Regions from separate parts of the Homo sapiens genome. Here region 1 is linked to region 2. A link is an interaction called in ENCODE POLR2A ChIA-PET data of the cell type or tissue named here. Cell type or tissue: OCI-LY7. All regions are shown on one strand. Links, peaks and the distances in the headings refer to the core of each region. The heading gives the core; the rest is flanking DNA.

Region 1 (7,768 bases), core at 2,108-4,607, 140 kb before region 2:
CATGGCTGGGAGTGGGGGTTGCTACTGGCATTTAGAAGGTAGAGGCTACCGATGCTGCTAAACATCCCACGTTACACAGGACAGCCCCCACAATCAAGACTTATCCAGTCCATAATGCCAATGGTGAAACTGGAGAAACCCTACTCTGGGGCCATACCATTAATGAACGCATAATTAATCACTATGATTTTGATTGATTTGATACATTTTTTAGTAGGACAGTTACCAGAGTTTTCCCAAAGATAAATGTACATTTATAGGATGTGCTTTGATAAACAGAAAAATAACACTAGTTTGGGAAATCAGTAGTTGAGGCAATGGGTTATTCTCTCAGATCGAATGTACAATGATGTTCTCTTCATGGGCACATAGCTCTCTTTGGTAACCATTGCTGGACTGGGAACCATTACCTTCCACTCCCTCCAAATTTGCTTCCAGCAGAGTCTCTGCCCTCTAGCATGATCCTGACAAAAGATGACAACTCTGGCATTTGGAGCCCTTTTTAGAATAACATGCATGGGTTCTCTTCTTCCTCCAAACATCTAGCCAAAGACTCCTCACATTTGAATGTGCAAATGAAATCCTGGAAGCGGGGGATGTTGGATAAAATGCACATTCTGTTTCAGTAGGTCCTGAATGTGCCCCAAGATTCTGTGTTTTTAACAAAATGCTCTCAGACAACTCTGTTGGTCCATGGACCCCTCTCTGAGCAGCAAGGTTCTAAGGCAGGCCCATGTTCTTGCTCATGGTCCTGTTTCCATCTTGCCTTCTTATTCACGCCCAGGGCTTACCTGCCTAAAAAAGCTAGGAAGACCAACCATGTAGAGGGTGGGCAAGGTATGCATTTTGAAATCTGAAAAGCACATATTTAATCCTGAATCTTCCTCATAATCGTTCTGTGACCCTGGACAAATTAACCAGTCTTCCTAATATCAGTTTTCTTATCTTACTATGGATATAATGGCTATTTCACAAGACAGTTGGCAAGGATTAAATGAGATCACAGGTCCTTCATCCCTTATCCAAAATACTTGCGGCCAGATGTATTATGAAATCCAGAATATTTTTAGATTTAAAAAAAGTAATATGGTGTGTATGCAATATATTATGTAACAGGCTCACAGGGGCTGGGAGAGCAGCCCATATAATCAAATAAATTAATATTCATGCAGCAAAATATATGAATACTATACCAACCAGAAGGAATAAGGACCATAAACAGCTGAAGTTCACATCAGGTTTTCCTGCCAAATATGTTCAGGTCAGGTATGAGTTACAAGAAAGCTTTTAGTTTTCAGAGCTTTTTGGATTTTAAAACTATGAATAAAGGGACTGTGAATCTGTGTTTGGTCTGTGAGTGCACTAATCTTTCAGTTGAAAGAGTGTGACACACTCCTTTCCTCCTACATGTTAAAGGGTAAAAAAGCAAAGCCTCTGAGGTTAGGACTGGACATGCCACAGAACCAAATCCAGGGTATGAGATAACCAAATCAAGGGAGAGGCCCGTTCACTAGGGCCAGGTGGGATTCAAGGTCAAAGCCATGCCACACCTAGAAGAGCTCTATATTGAATCCCATCATTACTTTTTAAACCACACAGACACACACACATTTGCACACACATACAGTCACATTCCTCAAACTATCAGAACTGGGGCATGGCTAAGTTCAGAAATTGGGGTCTGGCAGAAGGTGGAGGCAGAAAGCCAAATCGCTTCTGAGAAAAACACACCCTAATTCCCCCTTTAGCTCATAAAATTAGAGGAGAATTTCTCTATGGAGGGCATTCAACTTCTCTCTTGAAAATATACGTAGGGAAATGTGCACCAGGCAGAGGTAGAAGTCATTGAAGTCATTTCACAACTCTTAATTTACATGGACAATTAAATGTTTGTAGGTGTAGTACCTTCTATTCTTTTTTTTTTTTTTTTTTTTTTGGATGATGATGATCATCTTATAATTACAGCTCTTGGTGCAAGATTTGGAGAGGAAAACTGCATAGCATTAAAAAGAAGAAGAAAAAAAAAAACACTTGTGAATCCAAGCTATGCCATTCCCTCATTTTTTAGAACTGTCTTCTAGCCAAATTGAAGTGTGGGACCGCCTTCATCCTGCAGCTTCAGCAACAAGGCATATATTCCCTGGGTACATGCTGGAAAGAGAGGTCAGAGGGCAGGACCTACTACATGTCCTGAACAGTTGGGTGAAGGGTCAAGATCTGTTATGTGTAGCAGGTGATCACCCTGGAATGTAATGCATTCTGCAATGATAATTGAAGTCTGAGATTGTTTTAGAGATTATTTTAGCAGAGACAGTTAGTATTGTAGTTATGAGCTTGGTCTCTGGAGGCAGCCTGTCTGAGTTGGATGCTGAGCCCTTCTGCTTACTGATCATGTGGACTTGAGCCAGTTGTTACGGCTCTGAGATTCTGTTCCTCTACATGTAAAACAAGGATAATAAGAGGACCTGCTTCGCAGGATTACTGTGAACGTTGAATGAGTTAATGTGTGTCAGGTCTGAACACAGCACATAGTAGGTGCCTTCATGTTAATTGCTGTTATCTTACAAGTCCAGCTTCCACTGCTAGACTGAATTGGATTGAAAGCCAGTCCCTGTTGACTGACCGCCCCTGGAGGACAGCAGCTCCTCCACACAGGGAGGGAGTTCGGGTCCATCTCTTTGACTCTACCCCATAACTCTGGGGTGGGCCTGATGGGAAGGAATTATCTACCAAGCCCCAGGCATGATGCCAAGCTGTTGAATACTTCATCTCTCAGGTAGACAGTTATCTCCATTTCCCAGATGAGGAAACTGGTGCTCAGTAAATTTCAGTGACTTGCCTAAGTCTGTACAACTAGTAAGAGATAAAGCCACCCTTGGAAACCACAACTACACAGTTTCAAATTCCATACTCTTTCCACCAAATGCACAGTCTCCAGAATTTCACACAACCCCTCGAGTCCTCACCTAGAAAGTTTGAGGGCAGAGATAGGATCATCACCTCTTTCAAGAGAAGGAGGGTAGAGCAAGTGAGGATATTAACTGCACTTCAATAAACCACTCATAACATAAAAATAACACAGGAAAATCTCATGATCTGTTATCACCATCACGTCATTCAACCTAAGACATGTCAATGGCAACAATGTAGACAGGACAGAATATCCTGGAAGATATGGTGCAGATGTTCAAATCAAATAGGTCCAGCTCTTTCAACAGTTCATTTTTCTCATGGGCAGCCCACCCTGCTGCCTCCCATTTGGGCCTCCCCTGGGCTGGCTCCACAGTGGAAGCCCATGACCAGCAAACAGTGACCCAGTTGAGGCAACCACTTCATCTGCCACATGGTTCCAGACTTCACAGAACCAGAGAGAAAAACACTCTTCCTGTCAGCAGCTGAAAAATTTTGCTTTGGGCCCCAGGGTAAGTGTGACTGGGGCCTGTGTGGTCTAGCAGAAAGTTTGCTTGGCTGCCTGAGGAAAGAGAGACACTCAGGCTCATCTTAGTGACAGGGAGAAACGTGCAATTTCCCCCATGTGTCCACAGCTGCTCTCCTGCCAGCTGGACAACACAGACTGGCCTCATTCACTGAAAATGCTTCCAAACAAGTAACCTATAGCCTGCACGGGACTGCAGCCCGGGAGCCAGGAATCTGGCTGAGAATGAATGAGATACCTCTCAGCAGAGTTCCAAGTTGGAAAGAATCATTAAAAATGTGGCCATAATTTCTCTACAGAAAAAAAAAAAAGAGGACACATTCAGGGTCATTCTGAAATAGTCTTTGCAGAGACATCTGTTCCCGTTACAGCTTTGCTAAACCAAATATGTACGTGATGCTTCTGGTTTTCCTGTCAAGCTGATCAAAGGGTGTTTGTGTGTAGAATAATACATTTTAGGAACGAATGCCAGGCATGTCTGCAAATATTACATTAGAGGAGGGACAAGTTGGGGTGGTGTGGGGAGGGAGGGCACACGGCTGAGCTAATGGCCTTCCTGTAGCTGTTGCAGGCTGGAGAAGCCGAGGTGACTGTGGGGACTTCAATGAAACTGATAGCATCTCTGAGTCCAGGCCGGGAGATGACTCACCAGTGGAGACTCATTAGCACAGGGTCACCCAGGGACTGAGAGGTTCCTTTCAGAAAAAAGAAGCACAGACATCCAGCATCCTTCCTGCATTTCAATAACTCTGTTTAAACCAGGAGGAACTGGTTCCACGAGACCATGAACCTACATTCTCAAAAGAAAGACGCATTACATCTAATTAGGCATAGTTTTATTGATTTCTAATAAGATTTGGGGAATTTTTAAATTCTGAGTATCAAATTGACAGTTGGAGTTCTTTCTTTCATTTTGTTCACGTTTTTTCTTGTTGTTCTGAAATGCTGTGTCACATTCATGTACTCATGTGGAACCTGAGTGTCAACATGTGAGCCTGCAGCCTGCCTGCTGCATTGCTCACCTGGGTAACACTGAAAGCTCTATGTGCATTTGTGAAAAAAAAAATCATGAATTAGATACATCAGTCAGAGAATCATGTCAATCACAAAAGACAAAACACTCCTTTTAAGGATGAAACCTGGTTTGCAGCTCACTTTCTCCAATAGAGCCACTGCCCAGACCTGTCCAGCCCTCACCATCTGGCATGTCTCTGCAGCAGCTAATGTTAGAGACCTTCTTCCTATAAACAGCATCTCCCTTGGTTTTGGTGGGACTATTCATATCTTGTTTTCCTCCTGTGTATCAGATCATTCCTTCCAGACTTTTCTTCCAGACTCCACTGTCTCTACATCTCTTGTATGCTGCTGGCCACCCAGATTTTTGCCCCAACTTGCCCCAACTCTCTGCTGTACTTCCTCTGCATTTTGTAGGCTCTCACTCACTGTCCTGGCTTGGGTCCCCATCTCTACACTGATGCCTCTCCTGCCTCCCCTCCAGACCATCCTTCTGAGCTCAGGTTACAGAGAGCCAGCAGCCTCTGCACGATGGGACCCAGGATCCCAGAGTGTGCACCCACTTTGTCTCTAACTCTGGCATCAGCCTCCTAGTCAAGTCATCCAAAACACCGGGAATGATTCTGGACCTGTTCTCTCCTTCATCTGCTGCAAACTGAGTCTTGCGTTTTCTGTTTTCTCAGCATCAGATACTTTTTCCTTTTTCTTCATCCCCTGTGAGATGCTGACCACAGTCCTGGCTCACCCTTCTCATGCCAAGACCACTGCCATCCTGGAAAATGGGCTGTGTGCCTCTAACCGCAGTCCCTGCCACACTTCCTTGAACACTTTATAAAATTCAAATCTGATCACTCTTTCTTAACCCTCTTCAGGGTCTTCCAGTGCCCAGAGGATCACTTCCATCCAGAGTAGTTCATCATACGAGACCCTAGTAATCTGGCCCCTGTGTTCTCACTCAACACTTCTCTTTGAACGAATGCACAACTACTTACAATTCTCCCAAACTGCCATGTTGTTTCACGCCTCTTTGCATGCCTTGAAACGGAAATACCACTACCACCGCCTTCGGTCATTCTCTCTTGTTCACTTTTCAAGCCTCAGTTCCTCTTCCGTAAATCTCCACTCCTTTTCTGGGAGAATTATTCTCTTCCATGTTCCTGCTGACTTCTGTCTCCCACAACTCACTCTGTCAGGCCACACTGCCCACGTTTACATGTCTGTGACTCTACCACCTGCTGGTGTGTCAGTTTGACTAATTCTCTCAGTTTGTCTTGCCTTGCTTTCTTCATCTATAAAATGGGTATAGCAATACCTACCTCAGAGGTCTGTGCTCAGGATTAATTGAGTTAATATATTTAAAGTCCTTAGTGCAACATCTCCCAGAGTAACAGGCACATATTAGGTTCTCAGTAAATGTATAATTGAACACATAGAATAAGCAAATAGACACCAGCTACTTTTGTCAGCCCATGTATTAGTTTTCTGGAGTTGCTATAATAAAGTACCACAGACTGGGTGGCTTAAACAACACAAATGTATTTTTCTTACAGTTCTAGAGGCTGGAAGTTTGAAATCAAAGTGTTGGCAGGGCTGGCTTCCTCTAAGGCCTCTCTTCTTAGCTTGTAGATGGCGTCTTCCTGCTGTGTCTTCACATGGTCTTCCTTCTATTCATGTCTGCATTCCAAACTCCTCTTCTTGTAACGACATGGGTTCTATTGAATGAGCACAACCCCATGACCTTATTTTCCCTTAATTACCTCTTTAAAGGCCCCATCTCCAAAAACAGTCACATTCTGAGGTACTCAGAATTAGGACTTCAATGTATCAACTTTAGGGGAGAACAATTCAGCCCATAACAGTCCAAGTCTCTCAATTTTTACTGATGTTTTATTTTAATCCTTTGATAAGTAAACAGAAGAGACAGCCATGTCCTACTGTTGAAGGATGGACAGTGTAATGTCACAGTGCTGATATTAACATGTTCTGAGGCCTGTGTGAATGTCGTAGCTCCACTGGGCCTTGGTTTCCCGCTCTATAAAGAAAGGAGATGAACCTAGGTGCTGACTTCAGTCTCTCCCATCTCTGATGTTTGGGGATTATATGAATAACAAGTGCACACCCAAAAGGTAATTTAGAAAATGTCTTCCTTCCGTGTACCTTTGGACCAAGGGTCTCCTATCTGTACATCTAGGTCATTGTTGCCTCATGGGTTCCTAGTGGGTGCGGCTCATCTATTTGCAAATTTTTTTTTACTTCATCAAATACTAAATCTAACATTTTTATATTTCTCTAAAATGTTTCCTCTTTTTATGTGTTGCTGCACATGCATTCTGCTATAAATTGTTAACCATAGTTTAAACCTAAATTTATAAAACTCAGCCAGAATACAGAAATCAGAGCAGTACTAACCTTGAGGGGGTGAATACAGAGTAGGAAGGGGCCCGAGGGACCATCCAGGATGATGACAATGTTCTATATCATGACTGAACAGTTGTTACAAACGTACACACTGATGTAAGAAATCCATCTAGCTTTGGACCTGAGAGATTTGTGTATTTTACTAGATGCAATAATACCTCAACGAAAATATATAAATACCATAAGGATAGATTGCACTTGGTGACAGCTACCATGCAGAAATGCTGACCTATCACTTTTCTCTGAGCAGTTGGTCCTGTGATCATTTTGGAATGTGACTTTTGTACTGCCTGCAATTCAGGAAGGGAGGATGTAAGGAGACCAGAAGGTTAAGTCTTTTTCAGTACTCTTTCTATCCACATATTATCTCTAAAAAAGTGGAAGGAAAGAGGAAATTCTAAAGGAGCTGAGAAAGGGCTAGATGTGTTGGGTCTGAAATATCTCAGTATCCAGAAATGCTTGAGGGATTAGGACTCCAAGAAAGGAAGAAAGACACAAGCCAGTCACTATCTCCTGAGATGAGGCTGTTAGAGACCCAGAGAGAGACCCACTTCCCCTCTGGAAGGAGTTTCCACAGGGATGAAATCCTATTCACATTTATGCCTGTGTTCTTGCCCAGCGTAGTCCTTATCCCAGCCATTAGTGGGCACTGGGTGACTGGAGCATTCTCCCTCTGCTCCTTCAGTCCTTCAAACTTGCAAAAAAAAAGATAGATTACATAGATGATAGATAGATAAATAGTGATAGATAGATAGATAGATAGATGATAGATGTAGTAGGAGTGATTGATAGATTAGATAGAGGGACAGATATAGATAGATAGATATAGATAGATAGATAGATAGATAGATAGATAGATAATAGATAGTGGTAGATTATATAGATGATACATAAATAGAT
Region 2 (7,768 bases), core at 3,189-5,688:
TCTTTCCCTAGGTCTCTGAAAGGAAGGGACAAGCCGAGCTGGGAAAGGGCTCCCATCAAAGTGACAACCGCAGAAAATCAGAGCATTTTCTGGAAGCCTTTCTAAAATTCCCAGCTCACAGAGCAAAGGCTACCAAGGTTCTGAGTTAGGAAAATTACAGGCTGTTTAGCTTCCCAAGTTATTTTATAATCACTGAATGGAGAGAGAAGCAGACAGTAGCATCTACCTGAGAACTGTAAAAGGGAAAACAGAGGGCAGAGATTAAAAACATGTATGATTTATCTCTCAGAAGGAAAAATAGATCTTCAAGTATGACAGTTAGCATTTGGGTGGCATAGTGTGCAAAACACTTTCACCTTCTCTGTCTCATGTAATGGTCAAAATGACCAGACAAATCAATGACCTTATCATTATCCCCTTTTACTAGATAAGGAAACAGAGCCCCAAGTCTGCACAAAGAGTAACATCATTGAATTCTGGTCCTTTGAATCCAAACTCTTTTGTCATCATAGCATACATTTATATATAGCCCCTCCTACGTGTGCCTGTGAAATACTTTGTGCTTACTATTTTTAATGAGAAAAACCATAAAATGATTTTTTTAGTCAAAAACACATCAGGGATCTCTGTTTCCTAATATTCAGACTCGGGCTGACCCCTTAGGCCACTTGCACTTGGCTTTGGAGTCCTCCCAGGTGAGTGGAGCCCTCCTCTTCCTCTCCTCTGTGCCTCACACCCTACAGTACCTGGCACACCAAAGGTGTCCTCAAAGTTTGCTAGGCCCTGATCTCCCTGCCTGTGGTTTCTCAGATCCAGACCCATCCTTGGCTTCGATTCCTGCCCTCAGCCCCCCACCCAACTACACTGCTCCCAGAATTCCATCCTTCCACCTAGGACTTCCTGCCCCTCCATCCTCAACAAGCAGCCGGGGATGAGAGCCCTGCTGCCTCTGATCCGACCACTGCAGGTGACACCCTCTCCTGACTCACCCCTGCAGCCTTCCACCCACCTGACCTGGACCCTTCTCCTTTTACAGGCCCTGGTGGCTCCTGCTTCTGTCATGACGAAGCTGACCACCCACCTCTGGTTCTCCCAGGCAGGCCCTAGCCCTCCCTAATAATGAGAATAAAAATAACTGGCATTTACTGAGTCCTTACTATGAAACAGATATGCAATGGACTGAGTGTTTATGTCCTCCCCAAATTAATATGCTGAAATCCTAACCCCAAGATGGTGGTATTAAGAGGCAGGATACCTGGGGGCCATTAGGTCATGAGAGTGGGATCCTCATGAATAGGATTGGTACCCTTGTTAAAGGGACCCCAGAGGGCTGTCCCGCCCTCTCTCCACCATGTGAGGACATCATGAGAAGACAGCTGTCTGCAGGCTGGAAGAGGACACTCACCAGAACCTGACCCTGCTGGCACCCTGATCTTGGACTTCCAGCCTGCAGAACTCTGAGAAATAAGTTTCTGTTCTTTATAAGCTGCCCAGTCTATGGTACTTTGTCACAGCAGCCCAAACAGACTAAAACACAGATATTACAAAAAGTGCTTCCTATCCATCATCTCATTCAATCCCTACCAAATCTATGATCTTGTAAATGGTATATATATATACGTAAATGGTATATATATAGACACATACATACATATTTTAGTTAATACTTTTAATTACATGATTGTAATTATAAAATTTCCACTATTTTATATTTTGTATAAAACCAGTTTCAACTCACATGATTTTCAAATGTGACAATATGTATCAAACTACACATATATGAAACGTTTATAGGCCATTAGGAAGCTTTATCTTAAAAATACCTTCAGGAAAATAAACATTCATTCAACCAGTTCTCTTGGCTTTAAAACATATGATTAGAAAAGTACACTATAAAAAAATCAGGACAATGATTGGTCAATACTGATAGTTACATTTTAAAATGGTATATATTTTAACCCCTGGGTTAGGTACTATAAGCTGCATTTCATGAAGGAGTAAACTGAGGCATAGGGAAGGGAAAGGGTGTGGCTCAGGGACAGGTAGCCAGGAACAGAAACAGACCCCTGATGTGCCCTGCTATTTGCACAGCCTCACATCTACAGATGCAGAAACAAAGCCAAGGTTTGTAATGGTGTGACGAAAACCACACACATCACCCTGAGCAGAACCAGGGCTCTCATCCCAGGCTATCTGTCCCCAGGATGGGACTCTGCCCTCCATGTTCTGCTGTCTCCCTACGTGGAGAGGGTTTGGGGCAAGGTTATGGCTCTCAGGTATGACCAGGATAAATTGAGTCTGGGGCTGTGCTTAGATCATTCAGCTCAGCTGATATTTTAAGAGGCAGGGTAGAGTCAGGGAGCTGGGCCAGCCATTGGGGTTTGTTCAAGGAGAAGTCACATGACATGGTTCAAGAAGGAAGGAGGAAACTGATAGGGCCTGAGCTGGGGAAAGGGGAGAGGAGAACTGGGCAGCCCAGACATGAGTAGGGACCAGGTACAGGTGCTGCTGATGAGTTTCTCCAACGCAAACATGTTGCTTTGGGTTCACTGGCTCAATTAGACATAGAGTGACCCTCCCTGAGCCTTATTTTAAAGGACCCACAGAGGGCCAAGATCGCCTTTGACCTAAGTACCTGGGGTAACCTAAGGATCCAAAAGATCTCACCCATAAGTATTGAGACGTCATCTAAACCCACTTAATAAACCACAGACCATCTGAATGGCGAATTTGGCTTTTATAGCCTCCCCTGCATCTCTGCCCAAAGCGAACCTGGAAATGGCACTATAAGGGCCTGTAGAAGAGGAATGCTAGAGTCCATCAGCCCAGCTTGGCTCTGAAGGAAGGTCTGGCCTGCACTTGCACACCTGGACCAAATAATTATGAATCATACCTTTATTCCCAAATAGAAGACCTGAAACCCCACCAAGGTCTGCTTTGGGGTTTGTTTTGATGGAGTAACATAGCCACACCCCAGGGGCTTGGCTCACTCATTCGTGGAGACAAGTCTTGGAAAATGTTTTATGTTTGCAAATCTTTGAGTTCGATGAGCTGTGACGATGTTTGCCCAACACAGCCGGTCCTGTGTGCCCGGGCTTTGGGTATTGCTCACACACCAGTGGCATTTCAGCACACGCTACACCCGTAAATATAGATAGCATCTGCCCCGAAGTGTTCAAGGGCTTTGTTATGGTTGTTATCATGGAGGGTTGTGGTTTTCTTTTATTTTATAAAACCCACAAAATGATTGTTATGCTTTTGTAACAACAACAATACAATGTTGTTAAAAAATTTTGAGCTGGGATTCAGATGGCCCGGGTACAAGACCCAGCTCTGAATTTACTCTCTTTGTAACTAGGAATAAATCAACAAACTGCTGTGAGTCTCAGTTTTCTCATCTGTAAAATGGGGATGACAATATTCATTTCCTGGATTGAGTGTATGCCCTTCCTGTTTCCCATGGATAAGGCCCCAAATCAAAGCTTTCATGAAAGTATGTGAATTGCAAATCACTGTATAAGTGGAACCTATGCCATTTTTTCTCAATTTTAAACTCAATGAGATATGCTGCACTAGGTCAGGTGACACATGCCTGAAAGTTAAAGCCACATAGATAATTGGATATGTCAGAGGAAAGTCTCTAATCTGTAAGTTTATCTATAAGGCTGTAAGAACCAGCTATTGACTCCTTTTTATGCACCACATATGACTAGCCATTGAGAATGCAGCACTAAGTAGCATGCTTTCCCTGGAGTGAAATCCACAGTCCAAACTTTAGTGAATAACTAGAACCTAAAAGTGTTAAGAGCTGTCATAAAGAAATGGTGTCAACCCTATGAGGAATGAAAGAAAAGGCCCTCCTAGAGGAGGGGACAACTGTGCTGGATGCTGAAAAGGGAGGAGAAACTTGCTAATAAAGCCAACAAGTCAGTATACACAAGACAAAGAAAATGGCCCAGGCGTCGCAGAGGAGTATGCTGAGAAAGACGTGGGCTTCCTTCCACAGTGCTGGGTTGGTGGGGAAAGGGGAGCTGCAATGATGTACGAGGGGCAGCCCAGCTTTCCTGACACACCCAGCCACCTCACTTGGTAGGAAGGTGGGAGATTTCAAGGAGAGGTGATGAGGGGTGAGAAGGGGCCAAAGACTGGGTGTGACAAGGGGCTGCTGAAGAGACACGTGGTCAGGAAAGGCTTCACCCACTCAGCAGTGAAGAGAAGAGGTGATGCCACCTCCACCTTTGCTATGCCCCTTTTATCTTAAAGTCTTGATGCATGGCAAGGCACCAAGCTGCTCAGAAGCAAATGAAAAGAAAGAAGCAAACTGAGAACTGCCCAAACGTGAGCTTCAGCTTTGTAGGAGGTGGGCTCCAGGAAGCACGTGACTGACTCTGCAGTTGGTGCTCCCAAGGTGACATCATGTAAAGGAAAGTTCAAGTTTCATTGTTGCAGAGTAATTTTATCGCTCCCTTTTTGCATCCTAATTGGTGGCTTTTGAGCCATCTTCTCTGAGCTCTCATCTTCTCCAGCTGCAGAGTAAACCAAGGCACGAGAATGGGCAGCTTGGGCACATTCGCTGGGCCTCGTTCCCTCTGGTGGATAAAGTGCCTTCTCCTTAAACCAGAACCATCTGTGAAAAATGACTGGGAGGCACAAAAAGTGCTGGAACCACAAAATTCCAGCTTCGGTTTTGGCTTTCTGGCAACAAAAGAATAAAAACACAGTTCTTATTTCTCCAAATATTTCCTTCTCCACTGTCTGCTCCGGCCTGATTTCAGTCCCCGACGAGGCAGCACTGATGCCTCCGTGGCCCACTCCCTCTGCTGCCTTTGGAGATATTGCTGGAATGCACATTAAGGTCATGATATTGGCTAGGAATAAAATGAGTTTTTCAAAAAGGACAAACTTCATAAATCCTGGCTTGTTCCTACACAGGTGTATAGAAGAAACAGAAGAAATGTGTTTTTCTGTGTTTCTGTCTTGCCAAGACCCAAAAATGAAAACCAATTTTTGTCCATAGAAGGTGTCTGTTAAAGGACTTGAAGTGAGTCCAGACAAAGGCAGGTTGTGAGCTATTAAAGTGTCTTGCCCAATATCTGCCAATAATGGCCATCAAGGCTCCTCACACAGCATCTGCCCACGTTATTATAATCGGGCTGCCTGTGCGTCACCTGATGAAGACCGCAGCTTGGGACGACTGGATGGGGTGGGACCAAGATATTTACAGAGATGAGAGAGGGATGTTGGAAAATTCACTCTCCTCCACACCACAAGAAGGTTTAAAGATCCAAACCAAACCAGAGCTCGTTCAAGTGTTAGGAGATGTAAAATAATGTGGTTTGGGGTGCACAAACGTTTTTAGCTATAAATACCTTCTAGATTGTTCCAATGCATTGAGCCAAAACCTAAATGCTGTGAGGTTTCAACCAACCGAATGGTTCCTTAAATAAACACCATGCAAGGACAAAAACTACCAAAGTGAATTTGAAAGAGCAGAGACTGACTCTAAATGGATGACCTGAGTGAGGACGGTGTGTCCAGGCCTTCCATAGCAAGTGTTAGCTGGGGGCCTTCGGCAGGCTGGGCCCTGGTCAAACTCATTCAGCTCCACACCTGTGTTCACCCTTCCACCAGGAATCCCATGAGAAGGACACTGGTGCCCTGCACTGTAAAAAGGAAAAACCCCAAACTCCAAAAAGTTTAAGAAAATCAGCTCCCAACTGGAAGTTGCTTCGGTCTGACTCCAAAGCCTACCATCCTCCACATGGGACCCACTGCCCCCATTCCATGGGTGTGTTCCTCCATTGGTGTTACCTCTTCAGGGCAAAGACACTGTCCCCTTTACCTAACGCTTCTCAGTGCCAAGTGGCATCTGGGATATTGGACATTGTCTGAGTTTCCTGGGGCTACCATAGCAAATCACCATAGACCTGATGGCAATACACAGCAGACATTTATTCTCTCTCAGTCCTGGAAGTTAGAAGCCTAAAACCCAGGTGTCTTAGGCTTGGTTACTACTGCGGGCTTTGAGGGAGAATCCACGTCCTGCCTCTCTCCTGGCTTCTGGGGATTTACCACAAGTCCCTGATGCTCCTTAGCTCATGGACACGTCACTCCCACCTCTCCCTCCATCTTCACGTGATGTCCTCTCTGAGTCTGGGTTTATGTCTTTCCTCTTCTTCTTAGAGGGGCAGCGGTCATATGGAATTAGGGCTCATCCTGATTTCATATGACATCATCTTAATTTCATTATACTTGCAAAGACCCAATTTCTAAATCAGGTCACATTCACAGGCACCTGGGGCTAGGACTCCAGCATACTTTTGTTGGGACAGAAGTCAACCCGTAATAGAGATAATAAATTCATATTTCTTGAATGAATCAAAAACCAAAAAGATCCTGCAGTGGACGCAGTGCTCTGGGAGCCTCTCTGAGCACATCAGGTCCCTGAACATTGCTGCTCTATCTTCCTCCCATGGCCTGAAGAAACCAGTCAGGCTGCCAAAACTCGCACCATTCTGAGACCTCCTGTGTCTTGACGGAATAAGAGAAATCTTTTCACCTATAAGGCATCACACCCCATTCCCTTTCCCCCTAAAAAAACGAGGACACTTTTACAATGCCACAATGGAGGCAGAAGCTTCCAGAAAGAAAGCATCACACCCATTCCCTTTCCCCCTAAAAAAGCCAGGACACTTTTACAATGCCACAATGGAGGCAGAAGCTTTCAGAAAGAGTAAATACATGAATCTAAGAGCCACTTTTTGACCTATGACTCAGAGTACAGAAAGAATGCTTGGTATCCTGAAAAAAATTCACTCAGCAGGAGTAAACACTAAACCTCATCAATTTTTTAAAGGTAGCAATTACTTGTATAATACCTATCAACCAATGACATTAAAAAGAAAGTAGTGGAAGCTTAGACTTCCACTACTCTGGCTATAAAATCTTTTTTGTTTTGTTTTTTAATAACTGATTTTTCAAGAATGTTATACTTATAAACACATATACATTTTATGTCCTACCTCCAAGATAGCTCCAAATGAGAATGTTACTAGCCAAGAAGCTAACATCAACAAAAATGCATAAAAACTGGTTAATAAAGCCCACATTAAGGGAACAGTAGAAAGTAGCTAAGAAAATGTAAATTCATTCAGGAAATAAGCATTTGCATGTACTGTTAAATATAATTTCCACCAGGTGCATGAAGCACATGAGTAATTATAGGCCAAGAAAAAAAAAAGTGATAACCTTTTCTCCGCATGGACGCCACCTCCTTTGGTTATGAGGCAGTGCTTTGAAGAGTTAAATGCCCTCTGCAAATGCCAGGGGGTGGTGTTGCTGTTGCCTAAACTGTTCCTCCTCACAGCCTGGGCTGCATACAAAGCAATTGCATAGGAGATATCTTACCCTCCCTTTTCTTTCATCTCTGTGGAAATACATGTTTCATTTAAGCCTGTGGTGCTTGGAACTTGTTCCAAGGAACCCCACGTTCTAACAGCAAAATCAAAGAATGCTTGTCTTTTCCCAGCTTGCAGGGAGAACAATAAGTAAACGAGTAGAAATTTCTCACTGTTATGTGTTATTCTATAATTTTTTGTTAAGTGTTATTCTATAATTTTTTCCTAAGTGTTTGGAACTCACTGTCTCTAGCCTACTAGGAAGTCCTGGAGATGACCAAGCAAGCCAGCATCACACCACCCCAGGGTCCCCACAGTGCCACGTGCAGGCTACCCCTCACTGCCTGCCAGGAGGGGTAATGCCAGCTTGC

What was found. Peaks named below come from ENCODE experiments on the same cell type or tissue, not always from the same donor. Only the 100,000 strongest peaks of a DNase experiment are listed, where the experiment ranks them.
Region 1: POLR2A ChIA-PET joins it to region 2 with 8 read pairs; 1 of 35 experiments calls an interaction of 5 or more read pairs at or near these places.

The regions. Positions count from the first base shown.
Region 1 is chr2:12,173,483-12,181,250 of GRCh38, reverse strand. All of the region lies in intron 3 of MIR3681HG (MIR3681 host gene), which reads right to left. Among named protein-coding and RNA genes, the nearest start is that of MIR3681, 22 kb to the left of the region's middle. In OCI-LY7, for the core only: no CTCF peak of the experiment used is centred there; a DNase peak (open chromatin) is centred at 3,440.
Region 2 is chr2:12,032,132-12,039,899 of GRCh38, reverse strand. All of the region lies in intron 2 of MIR3681HG (MIR3681 host gene), which reads right to left. Among named protein-coding and RNA genes, the nearest start is that of MIR3681HG, 29 kb to the right of the region's middle. RefSeq lists an enhancer at 5,236-5,285. In OCI-LY7, for the core only: no CTCF peak of the experiment used is centred there; DNase peaks (open chromatin) are centred at 4,369 and 5,399; H3K4me3 peaks cover 771 bases; H3K27ac peaks cover 2,030 bases.